2 separate regions of the Homo sapiens genome follow, and region 2 is linked to region 1. A link is a contact called in ENCODE Hi-C or POLR2A ChIA-PET data. All regions are on one chromosome and are shown on one strand. Each heading gives the region's core, a stretch centred on a gene start or an enhancer-like site at or near the end of the contact. The rest is flanking DNA. Distances are from core to core; before and after follow the strand shown. Region 1 holds the start of LINC03040 (long intergenic non-protein coding RNA 3040). Region 2 overlaps LOC105375070 (a long non-coding RNA gene).

Evidence for each region. A loop is a pair of places that touch in the nucleus more often than their neighbours do. ChIA-PET counts read pairs that join two places held with the same protein, here RNA polymerase II (POLR2A). Pooled maps may share reads with other maps.
Region 2: a loop to region 1 is called in a map of A673, with 2.6 times the contacts of the local background. The contact joins the enhancer-like site here to the promoter of LINC03040 in region 1. A Hi-C loop is called at or near these places in 1 of 168 maps with a recorded cell type or tissue (A673), 2 of 37 single-sample maps with no recorded cell type and 4 of 50 pooled maps. POLR2A ChIA-PET finds 5 or more read pairs at or near these places in 2 of 52 experiments (A673 and Caco-2).

Annotation. Positions count from the first base shown.
Region 1 is chr6:43,997,011-44,003,681 of GRCh38, forward strand. LINC03040 (long intergenic non-protein coding RNA 3040) reads left to right here and starts at 3,575. Exons shown (of 3, transcript NR_160956.1): 1 at 3,575-3,690; 2 at 5,043-5,117; 3 at 5,671-6,671. It overlaps SCIRT (stem cell inhibitory RNA transcript), which reads right to left. Exons shown (of 5, transcript NR_125864.1): 2 at 4,033-4,106; 3 at 3,581-3,705; 4 at 2,208-2,498; 5 at 1-298. LOC124901321 (a long non-coding RNA gene) reads left to right here. Exons shown (of 2, transcript XR_007059591.1): 2 at 1,941-2,544. RefSeq lists an enhancer at 3,682-3,831 and a silencer at 5,754-5,923.
Region 2 is chr6:43,871,085-43,877,755 of GRCh38, forward strand. The region is part of intron 2 of LOC105375070 (a long non-coding RNA gene); the gene reads left to right. Among named protein-coding and RNA genes, the nearest start is that of LINC01512, 17 kb to the right of the region's middle. RefSeq lists an enhancer at 6,382-6,671. Within about 2 kb of position 3,332, at least 4 of the 41 ENCODE cell types and tissues checked have a DNase peak (open chromatin) inside an H3K27ac peak, as active enhancers do.

The DNA of each region.
Region 1 (6,671 bases), core at 2,325-4,824:
CATGAGTGTGTGTATTAATGTGTATACGCGTGAGGGGTAGTGAGTGTTATGCACATGTGCTTGTGAGAACATGTCTGCGATGGTGTTTCTCGGTGTGCTTATGTGACTGTGGGCATGTACATATGAGCATGTGTGTATATGTGCTTCTGTTTCCACGACTTGGAGACCCTGCTGGATGAGCTGAGAAGGGCAGCAAGGCAGGACGGTGGCAACAGGTTGAAGAGGTGCTTGGGGCCAGCCAGGTGAGCAGGCAGGCCTTGCCTCATGAATCTGGAAGAGTAGCTGGTGGATACAGACTCTGAGAAACAAGGACAAGGATGTTTGTTGAGCTGGGATACAGGCTGGTAGGCCCAGGCAGTAGCTCCTGACAGCAGTGCCTGTTCCCAGGTCTTCTTTCAGGAATATTCCTAGAAACCCTCTCCACCCATGCTCCTGACCCTTGCATCCCATTTGCCTGGACAGAGAGGCACTGCCTGACTCCTCCCTTCCCAGGAATAAAAGTCAGCACTCAGTTACCTGTTGTGCCAGCCAGGTAGGGGCGGGGCAGGTAGCCAGTCCTTCCCTAGACCCACCCCCAGCCTAGTCCAAAGTAGCACCCAATCACCCATCCCTATGCCCTGCCATGCCTCTCAACTTGTATCTTGCACCTTGGCTGGGGCTGGACCCCAGAAATCAAAGAAAAACGGGGGGAGCATGTAGCAGTCAGGTAAGGTCCAGAATGAGGGCTTCTTATCTCCCTAGGGCAGCTCTCTTAGGCAAGCCCACCATCAAGCGACAGGATATTGGGAAGGTCTCCTCATAGTAATGTCAACTCAGGGCCTGCTCTGAGCCGGGTTATCTCATTTAAATTTCACAATCAGGCCAGGTGTGGTGGCTTTTGCCTATAAGCCCAGTATTTTGGGGGAGTGAGAGGTGACAGGGTGCTGGCAGTCCTCACAGCCCTCGCTCACTCTCGGCGCCTCCTCTGCCTGGGCTCCCACTTTGGCCACACTTGAGGAGCCCTTCAGCCCGCCGCTGCACTGTGGAAGCCCCTTTCTGGGCTGGCCAAGGCCGGAGCCGGCTCCCTCAGCTTGCGAGGAAGTGTGGAGGGAGAGGGGCGGGCGGGAACCGGGGCTGCGCGCGGTGCTTGCGGGCCAGCGCAAGTTCCGGGTGGGCGTGGGCTCGGCAGACCCCGCACTCGGAGCAGCCCGCCAGGCCCCACCGGCCCTGGGCAGTGAGGGGCTTAGCACCTGGGCCAGCAGCTGCTGTGCTCAATTTCTCCCCGGGCCTTAGCTGCCTTCCCGCGGGGCAGGGCTCGGGACCTGCAGCCTGCCATGCCTGAGACTCCTCCTGGCTCCGTGGGCTCCTGTGCGGCCAGAGCCTCCCCGACGAGCGCCACCCCCTGCTCCATGGCGCCCAGTCCCATCCACCACCCAAGGGCTGAGGAGTGCGGGCGCACAGCGCCGGACTGGCAGGCAGCTCCACCTGCAGCCCTGGTGCAGGATCCACTGGGTGTAGCCAGCTGGGCTCCTGAGTCTGGTGGGGACGTGGAGAACCTTTATGTCTAGCTCAGGGATTGTAAATACACCAATTGGCACTCTGTATCTAGCTCAAGGTTTGTAAACACACCAATCAGCACTGTGAATGCACCAATCGACACTGTATCTAGCTACTCTGGTGGGGACTTGGAGAACCTTTGTGTCAACACTCTGTATCTAGCTAATCTAGTGGGGACATGGTGAACCTTTGTGTCTAGCTCGGATTGTAAACGCACCAATCAGCACCCTGTCAAAACAGACCACTGGGCTCTACCAATCAGCAGGATGTGGGTGGGGCCAGATAAGAGAATAAAAGCAGGCTGCCCCAGCCCGCAGTGGCAACCCGCTGGGATCCCTTTCCACGCTGTGGAAGCTTTGTTCTTTTGCTCTTTGCAATAAATCTTGCTACTGCTCACTCTGTAGGTCCACGCTGCCTTTATGAGCTGTAACACTCACCGCGAAGGTCTGCAGCTTCACTCCTGAAGCCAGCGAGACTACGAGCCCACCGGGAGGAACAGACAACTCCAGACGCGCCGCCCTAAGAACTGTAACACTCACCGCGAAGGTCTGCAGCTTCACCCCTAAGCCAGCGAGACCACGAACCCACCAGAAGGAAGAAACTCTGAACACATCTGAACATCAGAAGGAACAAACTCTGGACACGCTGTCTTTAAGAACTGTAACACTCACCGCGAGGGTCCGCGGCTTCATTCTTGAAGTCAGTGAGACCAAGAACCCACCAATTCCGGACACAGGAGGATCGCTTGAGCCCAGGAATTCAAGACCAGCCTGGGCAACCCAGCAACACTCCATCTCTACAGAAGTTGTAAAATTAGCTGGGCGTGATGGGGCGCATCTGTAGTCCTAGCTACTTATCCTAGCCTTGGCGAGAGGATCACTTGAGCCCAGGAGGTTAAGGCTGCAGTGAGCCATGATTGCACCACTGCACTCCAGCCGGGGTAACAAAGTCAGACCGTGTCTCTAAAAATAAATAAATAAATAAAAATAAAATAAATTTGACAACCAAGTTTAAATGGTGTTCTCATTATTCCCATTTTACAGATGCAGTCACTGGGGCCCCCAAGAAGTTAAGTGATCTGCCTAAGATCACATGCCTTTGTTTATATGTGTTGGAATTTTTCAATTCTCTCTGGAAATCCACATCCTCCACCCCCAACCCAGACTCCAACACAACTGCTTCCACCACGGCCCACCTGCGTACCCCACACATATCCCTGAAGTGCAGACTTCCTCCCATCCTTCCCCAGGAAGATTCCCTGGTCTGTGGGGTAGCGAGTGTTGGGGTGGTCTCTCCTTCCCTCCCATGCTTCTAGATTCCTCTGTAGGGTCCCGGTTTTGTTTTTGGTGTGGCAGCAAGCTCACTGCCTTTTTGAGTACTGTATGTCAGTGAGTTTGCATGCACACACCTGGAGGAGGGATGTGTGGGCATGAGAGGTATCTGGGCAAGTGGGCTTACTTGCCCACCTGGGGCACATGTGGGTACAGTGCAGTGGAGCATACATTGCCTAGATTGTAACCGTGTGTGTGCCTAGACACAGGCAAATGAGCCCATGTGGGTGTTCATGAAGGGCCTGCCCCCTGCATGTTTGGGGGTCTGTAGAATGAGTCCCCATTTCTCTCCCCTTCCCAAATAACTGCCACCATCTTCAGTTCAGACTCCTGGGCCCCAGGTAAGGGGCTGGTGAAAACCGCCTGTGACTGGGGACAGAGACACCTGAGTCTTAAGCCCCACCCAGGCTGCTAGTGCCCTTGAGCAGGCATCACCCCACCCAGGCAGCGGGAGTGTCCTCACCCAATGGGATAGGGTGACATGGGGGAGGAGGTTTGAAGCGGGGAGAAGGCAGCGAGGCTTTCAGCTCCCTAGATGGGAGGCTCATTACCCTAGCACTCAGTAGGTTGTAGGGAAGGGGGACTGAGCCAGGACTTGGCACTGACTACAAAGGGTAGGGGCAGCCCCCAGCACTCCCGCCGCGGCAGGCCAGGGGAGGGGCTGTGACGTTTGGTGGCCTCATGCAGCTGAGAGGAAGTAGCTAATTGCCAACCTGATGACTGGCGGCTGAGGAGTGGGGTGATGATGCCACTGGCAGAAGCAGGCGCCCTGGCCCAAGGAGGAGGCCCTTCAGCAACGGAGTGGGCCTGCATTCTGCGGAGGGTGAGACTGAGGTGGCTGCAGTCAAAGGAGAAGGGGGCAGGGGTTTGTTGAGGCTGTGACCGTGGGAAAGCGCTTCTCCAGGGCTTCCCTCAGCTTCAAGGAGAAAGAGTTCAGAGGCCCTGAGGGGATGAAGGGACTTGTGAAGGGGCTTCAGGGGGATGGGTTGGGGGGAAGGAGGTTCCTATTCTTACTCCCCTTCTGCCTATGCTCCCCCAATGTTCCTGTCTCTCCCCTCCCCCACCTTGGCCCCCTCTTTGGCCCCTGTGGCCAAAGTTGTTGAGGAAGGAGGGAGTAGATGGAGGGCTCTTTTCACCAGAAGACCCCCAGGCACAAGCAGCCCACCTTACTGATGGTCAGAGCATCCAGAAGAAGTGGCAAGACTTCAGCTGTCCTCAAAGCAGGAAGACAGAGTGTTTCTGGCAGAAAGAACAGCACAAGCAAAGGTTAGGCAGTGGGGTCTGGAGAGGCTGGTGGAGGACTGGGGCTTGGCTTCAATGGTTATGAGAGGAGGTGGGCAGGATGTTCTGTACCAAGGGCCACACTGTCCCTTCCTGGAAGAAACAGTGGGTACCCAGCACCCAGAGCTTCTCCCACATGCTGGCCACCGCCTCTGGCCCCAGTAGACCTGGCCCTCAACTGCCTCAGCAAGCCTCACAGGTTGGGGACCCCACCCTCATTATTCTCAAGTGCATCAACCCCGAAGGACTGAAGCCCCGAGTCCCAATAAACAGGTCCCATCCATCCGTAGGCCAGTCCGCTGGGCCCCTAGCACCCCCTATGGGCAGGAAGCAACACTAATGGAGGAGGAGCCTCCAGCAGCCTGGGGTGGGGTGGGGGTGGGAGAGTGAGACGTGAGGGAGGAGAGAGACTTGCCCTCTAGGAAGCGGACAGACCATGCCTCAGGAAACCCCAGTGTCACAGGTCACAGACACTGACCTTGAAGCGTTACTCTCATGGGTGAAATTTAGCCCCTGTCCTCAGGAAGCTCCCAGTCTGACGGGGGACACATATAGTGCTCTCAGAGCTGCCTTCTTTAGGGTGAAACTCAGTATCTGGGCTTCAGGAAACTCCCAGTGTAAGGGGAGAGACACGACCCTGCCCTTAGGGATCTCTCAAATGAGGCATACCCACTGGACTTTCGGGAACCATCAATCTGTTTCCAGACATGGATTAGAGATTTCAATGCCTCAAGGGCTGCCAGGAAAAAAAATACAAGACGTCCAATTAAATTGAATATCAGATAAACAACGAATAATATTTTAGCATAAGTCTGTCCCATACAATATTTGGGACAGACTTACACTATTTAAAGTATCCAGTTTAACTGGAAGTCTTGTGTTTTTATTTGCCAGATCTGGTAACCCTAGGTGCCTCCAGTTTGAGGGAGGAGAGAGGACACCCCCTCCACCCCAGACATAGGAAAGCAGGTAAACACCTCAGCGTGCTCCGGAGGGCAGGGGTGGGGCAGGAGGAGAGTCCTGGGGCTCCGGCTCGCGGCAGTTTAAAATTCCTTCCAGGCCAGAGCCCTAATCCCTCGGTGCACAATGGCCGCCTTCTCCCCCGCCGCCCGCGCCCACGCCCTCCCCCGCGGGGCCGTGGCAGTGCCACCAAGGGCCTCTTTAAGCCCCTTTGAAGCCGCGGAGCCCCGCGCCGCAGGAGGCCCCGCCGCTATGCCAGCTATGCCAGCTATGTCCCTGCTGCCGCCGGCCGCCACCGCTCCCCCATTAATGCTGGCTAATCTGGCTAATAAATAAACTCCCCTCCCAGCCCCAGCCCCGCGCCGACTCCTCCCCGCCCCCGCAGAATCGATGTCAGGGCTCGACTAGAGCAAGCGCCCGCACTCCACCCCACTCCCTCGAGATGTAGCTGACGTTTTTTCTTATGGCTGCCCTAGGTCTGTAGCCCGTCGGGGATTCTCGGGGAGACGTGGGATTTGGGAGGTCTCCGCCTAGCCACTGCGTTTGCCTTCCTCTTTTCCAGTCCACCTGCGCACCAGGGGCAGGACACGTGGCTGGGTGCAGACGCTGGCCCGGATGTCGCGGAGGACTCGCGGGCCGGTAGAGCGCGCGGCGGCGGCGGCGGCGGCGGCGGCGGGAGGAGACGCAGGTCACGCCCCCTTCCCACCACCTCCCGCCGCCGACGGGGCGCGCGCGCCGAGGAGCCCGGGACAGGTGACTCCTAGAGGACTGCGTCTGCGCCTCCCCCGGCGGGAGTCCCTTCTTCGCGGCCTCTGCCGCCCCCTGCGTCCCCTCCTGGGCTTCCGAGAGTCTGACTCAGCCAAGCCGGCATCGCTTCGCCTCCTACAACACACCCCGAGCGCGAGAAGAAATTACAGGATTGCAGGGGCACGGCTAATGCGCTCTAATTACCCACCGCCGCTGTCATCCGCGGCGCTCCGCGGCGCTGGGCCAACGCGCCGTAATTAAGACGCCGCTCCCCGGTCCCGGAACCCTCCCTTCGCCACCCTCCACCCACCCACCTCGCGGTCCCCAGGACCACTGGCTGCCAACTCCTGCCGCCCTCTGGGACTGCCCCTCAGTCCCAGGAGAGCTATGAGGCCTCACTGGGGGCAGAACTTGGGGAGACCGAAGCCGGCCCTTCCACTCCCCTAAACCTACAGTCCTGGAAGGTCTCTGCTGGAAGAGACTGGGAGAGTGGGGAGGGGCCAGGGACCTATTTCGTTGACAGAAACAGTGAGGTCTATTGGAAAGTTAGCCTTCAGTGGGAGGAGTGGCAAAGGCACGCAGGGCAGCAGTACCCCCGTTTGGCACTTGAGGCACGGAGAAGGGAAGGGAAGTCCGCCCAGCCAGAACTCCCAGACCCGCTCGTTTAACAGTGGCTTTATGAGCAGCACGACGGACTCCCTCCCCTGGCGGGGAAATTACCTTCCTGCGAAGAAAGGTGACATCCCCGCCACAGACACGGAGGCCCCGCCTGCTGGCCAGCTGTGGCCGCCATAGGGGAGCTGGTGAGGAGTGAGG
Region 2 (6,671 bases), core at 2,082-4,581, 130 kb before region 1:
TAGTCTCTTACCAAGTCTCTTACTTCTCTGAACCCCAGTTTCTTTACCTTTAAAAGGGTGATAATTATATCACCTCCCAGTGTTATTGTGGAGAATGAATGAGATAAACTCTAGAAAGTTTATCTAGCAGTGCCTGGTATATATTACGTGTTTATACATGTGAACTCACTTTTCCTTCTCTGCATTGCATACTTGAGGGATGCAAACTCCTATGAGAGCCCTAAAGAGAGAGAACAAACACTACCAGCAAGGAGAGGGTTATGTTTGAATGGGTTCTGAAGGATGAGTAGGAATTTGCAATCATTTCTCTCTTTTTTAAATTATAAAAGTTCTGTGTCCATATCACCAGGGTCCAGACATGGTGCTGGCAGTTCTACTTATCAATAATGTCAGTGCTTGTCTAGCACTCTGTCTCTGCCCTGTACTGTTCTAGACATCTTGCATATGTCAATTCACTCAAAGGTTATCTCATAATCCTAGGAGACTGGTGCTAGCATTACTCCAATTTACAAAAGAGAAAACGGAGGCATAGAAAGCTAAAACTGTCACACAGCTGACAGGTAGGAGAGCTGGGATCTAAACTCATGTAGCCTGGCTCTGAGAGTCCTTGGTCTGAACCATTACCCTACCATATTGCCTTTCCAGAGTGGCTCTGTTTTTCTCACTAAAGTCTGAACTTCTGACTCCTACTCATCTTCTTGTAGACGGCTTCTGTTGGAACAAAGGATCTAGAAGAAAAAAATGGGAGTCCTAGAGAAAATCTACAGCCTCTCCTGAAAATACGAGTCCAACTTTAAGCATGGAGGCAAGGCCGAAGGAAGTCTCCAGAGGACCAACTTTAAGGAGTGGTGGGAGAATCAGCCAGGAGCCAGGAGAGCTAGGTTTGGGTTTTGGTTCTGCCATTTGTAAACCAGCCTCTCCAGGCTTCAGTTCTGTCCATTTGTAAATGAGCATGTCAGTTCCAGGGTCCTGGCATTGGAGTGAGGTCTATAAAAGCCCTTGAGCCAGCTTTCCTAAGTGCCTCTCGTGGCGTTACTAAGGGCCACTCCTGTACCAGGTTCTCATATCTGCCTCCAGGGCACAGACAGGTGACCTGTCTTACTTCAGGTTACTTCAATTTCTCATAAAGAACCTGCCAATGCTCTTCTATTAATACACCAGCCCTCTCCCCAGTTTCCCAGAGACTTGCCCAGGAGAGCAGGAGCGGTGCGGCAAATACCCAGATCTGGGAACCAGCTCTCTATCAGAAATTTATTTTGTAAATTGCATCCTATATTCTAAGTCATGAGGTCAAATTACTGGCTATTTAAAAAGATCTGTGATGAATCCCTTTGTAAAGTGGGGAGAGAGAGTTCCCTGAGGGCGTCTTTGTAGAAATCTGAGTTTGTTTAAAGGGAAGCAAGACTTATCCTGGGCTCCCATTTTACAGATCAGGAAACCAAGGTTCAGAGGGTCCATGTGCTTCTCTCAGGACCCAGGCTGGGATAGAATCTGAGCAGAGAGCAGGCAGGCCCCACCCCCCAAGAGGAGCTGGGGAGGGGGCAGACTCAGCGTGCCATGGCAGGCCAGAGCAGAGAATGGAAGTAGAGGCTTGCGCTGCCATGTGGGAGAGCTGGCAGGGTGGGCTGCCTAGTGGAGGGCCAGCCAGGAGTCTAGGTATCCAACAGTCCATCTTGGGTCAGTGGACCTCATTCACTTGGATAAGGCAGCACAGTTTTGTCAAGCACCCATTTCATACCAGGGTCTGCCAGTGCCCAGTGCAGTGCCTGGCATAGAGATGAGGCTTACCCAGTCATCGCTGGATGATCACCCAGCAGTTCTAGGATCAATTCCCCTCCTCAGTGGGTGGCAGACTCACAGAGGGGAAATAAGTCAGGAATGGAAAGCCTTATGCTTCCATAGACTTTTCTGGATCACCCTCTATGTGCTTAGGGCAATGCTTGGAGCTGCTAGGCAAAGGGATGCTGGGTGGGGACACGGTGGGTAGTGGAATAAACAGGAGCTAAAGTCAGCCCTCACCCTGAGGGGTCCCTAATCTGCAGAAGGAGGCAGACTTGTCTGCACCCACGAGGAAAATTTGGGGACAGAGAGCACAGAGGCTGGAAAGAGTAGAGTGCATAAGAGGGGCAGTTCTAGTGTCGTTCATTCTTTAATTCATGTGTTCGACAACTATTTACTGAGTACCTACCATGTACCAGGCACCACTTTAGGGTCTGTGGTTACAGCAATGAATAAAACAGGTGAAAAACCTTGCCTTCGTGGAGATTGCATTCTGGTAGATCAGGTAACATTCAAATACACTAGTCAGTGGCCATATTTGCTTCTGAAGAAATATAAAGCAGGGGAAGGGGATGGAGCGTAGACAGGAGATAGCAGGCTACTTTACCCAAGAAGGGCAGGGCAGGCCTTTCTGAAAAGGTGACATTTGAGCAGAGCCCTGATAGAGCCAACAGAGTGGATATATGGGGAAGAGTTTTCAGGCGGCAGGAGCAGTAAGCGCAAAGGCTCTGAGGCAGGTAAGTCGATGCTCGTGTTAAAGGAACAAGGAGCGAAGCCAGTATGTTTGGAGCAGAATGAAGGGGCGAGTGGAGGAGCTGAGGTCAGGGAGGTAACAGGGGAGCAGATCGTGTGGTCATAGTACATCCACAAATGAAGTGAGTGGAGGAAGGACCTGATCTGACTTACACTTTAACAGGCTCTCTCTGGTTGCTGTGTGAATTCACTGTAGGGAACGAGGTGAGGGTGAACACAGGAGGCCAGCAAGGATACCCTGCAGCAGCCCAGGTGAGAGATGGTGGGGGCTTGGATAGGGTTGTAGCAGGGGCCAGGAGAGAAGGACTAGATGGAAAGTCTTCAGCTCCCACCCTGCCACTCTCTGGCTGTGTGCCTTGGGCAAGTTACTTAACCTCTCTGAGTCTCTGTTTTCTCATCTGGAAAACAAGGTTAGTAATAATCCTTACCTGGTGGTATTTTTACCATGCTTACATGAGACATAAGCACAGTCCCTGGCACTCTTGATGCTCACTCAATGACAGCTCTCAGTAATTTCTGACCCATAGGAGCCTATTGCACTGGGACCACATATTCAAAGTGGAATAAACTGAACCCACAAAGACTGAGGAGATCTAAGCTGGTTCAGGGGGACTAGAGGTTTAAAATGTGTTTAAGCCCCCTGATGTCTTGGGGCTCAGTTGGGCACTGTCCCCACTGCCCACATTCCATGCCCATGCCCCTGGGCAGAGGTGCCCTTTGGCCTCCTGTTTATCTGTTTGCCTTTTACCTGCATTGAAGTTTCATCTGAGAAACTGGCCCCACCAGTCCTGGGCCCAACATCAGCCCGCCCTCATCATGGGTTTCCAGCTGCTCCTGTAAAGTCAACAGTGCCCAGGAACAATGAAGAAGGAGGGGACAGCAGGGAGGCCCATAGCCCACTGTGCTCCCTCGCAAGCATGTGACCCTCAGGAATGACTGGCAGAGGTAATGATGGGAAACAAGCCCCAGGGAGGGTGGAGGGCTGAGAAAGAAACCCTAGTCTCAGGCAGGTGCTGGTGGCTGCAGTGCCTGCAGGACTGGCCCTCCTGGCTGTGGACAGGCCATGGCTATTCTAGAGACAAGGGATGGCTCTGGGGCAACTGGGAACATGTGCCTTTCCTGGGGGACATCAGCCTAGAAGCTTTTAAGTGATAGGCCCAGAAGGGGCTTGGTCCAGCCCTGCTGCATCCCCGCATTGACTCACTCTTCCATCTATTTAGTTGAAATACTGAGGCCTGTTGTGAGCCAGGTCCTGGGGTTAAAAATGTTTCTCCCACAAGGAGCATTTGCTAGGGAAAGTGAGAGCCAGAGAGAGAGAGAGAGAGAGGAAATGACTTTCCATAGGTCGCACAATGAGTTGCTGCAAAGCCTGCCTAGGAGTCTTGACTCCCTGTCCAGTGCTCTGACAAGCAAGTGCTCCAAATGCTCCAGACACCTCTTGGTGGCCTTGGGGAGCTCATTCCTTAGTGCATTTATGTCTGCTTGGTTGCCTAGGAGAGGCCTGAGGGCTGTGACCAGCTGAGGGCCACAGGAGTTAGAGAGGAGCTGGGCATGTCTCTAGGCTGGCTAGGCTGCAGGGAGCCCGTGGCCAGCCTGGGGGAGGTGCCTCTTGCATGCTGTGTGGCTTCCATCCCTGGATCAGTTTCACCATCTTTTACCTGGTAATGGGTTGCCCTACCAACCTGTCAAGGTTGCTGTGGGGAATGAGAACATGCCTTTCTAAGTTCCCCACCGTGGAATCTGCCTTGAGCAGGATGAGGTCACGTGGTGGCACAAGCCAAGATGGGAGAGTGAGGTGAGTCCCAGATGTTCCCAGGGTGTCTGTGCTGGGCTTCCACTTCCAGACTGGCTGTACCTGTGGGTATGGGGAAGGGGATGGCTGTGGGGAGACCCACCCTGCCCTTAGGGAGTCTGATGGGGAAAGCTCAATTTCTGCCCATAGGAAATCCCCAGACTCATGAGCCCAAGGGCTTAAGTTGTGAAAATTTCACGCAGTAGTCCTGTAGGCCCCGGCCAGACCTCACAGAGCTCCAGCAGAGGTTGGTGTGTGAGCTGGGTGCCGGCCTGATCTCTAGCTCAAAGGGAAGGAGGCCTGTGCCTTCTGGCCATGAAGGCTGCCCCGATTTTGGTCTCCCAGCCCCACTTCTGAGGGCCAGCCACCCCCTCTGTCCAGGCACCTCTCCTGGTATGAGCAGCCCCTGCCTACGGCTCCCACCTCTGCCCCCCATGCTGCTATGTGTTCATTCAGTAGGTCCCCCTGCCCTAAGCAGTGATTCTGTCATGGATCGATGACAGGCATGGTGGGAACCAGCCATGAGTTGCCCAAGGCTGCTACCTTCAGGGGGTGCACTACTGGACAGGTGCGTGCACAGCCACCGCTCACCCACACAGCGAAGTGGGTCTCCTTCAAGGGCTGAGTGTGTGGCCTCCACACTCAGAGTTATGGTCCAGCTGCAGGAAACCATGTACTGGCTGATGCCACCTGGATGGCCAGTTGTCTGGCTGGGGCAGCCGATCCCCCCCCATCTTTCCAGTGCCTGCCCCCCTGCATTCCTGGGGTCCCAGGTATCCCCCTGAAGATTCTTCTCCCTGTCTGTAGCATCTGGCGCTGCTAACCCAGCCCTGAAGTATGCCCAGTGCTTGCTTCCTATGAGGCCCAGCCTCCCATGGAGCCTTCGGGTAAGCAGGCGCTGGGGAGGGTGGTGGGAACAGCACTGAAGGTCGGGGCAGGGGCCAGCAGGGCCTGGGAAACCGGGAGATCCACGATGGGTCAGGAGAGACTGGCTCCTGTTTGTTGACCCTGAGCTGTGGACACAGGCGAAGGCATCACCTCCCTTTCCTGGTCTCCTCCCTTCCCTGGTCCTCTGTGGTCCCAGGCCTGCCCCCACCCAACTACCCAAGGCTTCCCCACTTCTTGGCCACCTCCCTGTTCCCCGGCCACCCCACTCCGGGCTCACTCCAAGTGGGGCTTACATGTAAAAATAGCCCAGGTTTTTTTTGAGCTTGTTATCTACTATTTTTATCAGATGGTTCAAGCAAAGCATGGCCGAAAAAAGGGAAAATCACACAGCTCTGTTTGCCAAGCTCAATAGAAATAGCACCAGGGTGGGTTATTTTTAACAAGATGAATACCCCTGTCCTCTGAGGTCTCCCCTGGCCCCATCCCAGCCTCCTTTGTCTCTCTGCCTGGACAGCAGATTTTAAAATACGCCCACAGTTGCCAAACCACTAAATGCACCCAAGACAGCGACTGAGGCCGTTGGAGCCAAGGAGGGCTGTGGGGGATACTTTTTTTTCCCTTTTTCCTCCCCTCCCTTGAAGGAAATCACACTCTTTTGTTTGAAAAACCTTCCAGGTTGGTTTTTGAGGCCTTTTCCTGGTTGTCCCACTCCCACGGGAACAGCAGAGGTTACTCTGAAACATGCGGTGGTTTGGGCAGATTGACCCCAGAGGCCTGGTGTGGCCCGTGGCAGTCTGTGGTGGCTCCTGTGCCCAGCTGTGGCAGAGCAGGAACACAGGAGGAGCCTGAGAAGCCACGTGGGGGGAGAGGGGTAGGGAGAGGCCTGCGGAGGAGGGCTGAGTGGTGGAGGCGCCGAGGGGGTCCTTGCTCAGCCACTGTCCATGCAGGTGGAATGGCTGGGAGCCAAGGCTTTACTGTGTTTTTCAGGCCAAGCTGTCCTAGCTTGGCCACGACAAAGCCTCAGTTGGCTGAGGGCTCAAGCGTCCTCCGCATTGAAGTTGACACCGGAAAAAGTCCCAGGGTATGGAATACCACCTACCACTGTGCAGCACCTATCACTGTGAGTACCAGCCCAGGAGTCAGGAGACTTAGGGAACAAGTCGCCGCCCCTTTTCAGGCTTTGTGTCCCCCATGTACCAGAAGAGGCCTGGACTAGCCTGGGCTCTCTGGGGTGTGCGGGGTGTGCCTGAGCGTACAGAACCACTTCTGCAGCACTTTTCTCTGTGGTCAGGAAGGGAAAGAAAATAGAAACAAAAGGTAATGTTAATTGAGCACTTACTATTGGGAGGAGGTATTAAATGAAACACTTTACATCGCATGTGTCATATCTCACTTATTTTCACTATAACCCTATTACTATCCTTTACTGATGTTCACAGAGCCACTTTCTTCCCTAGTG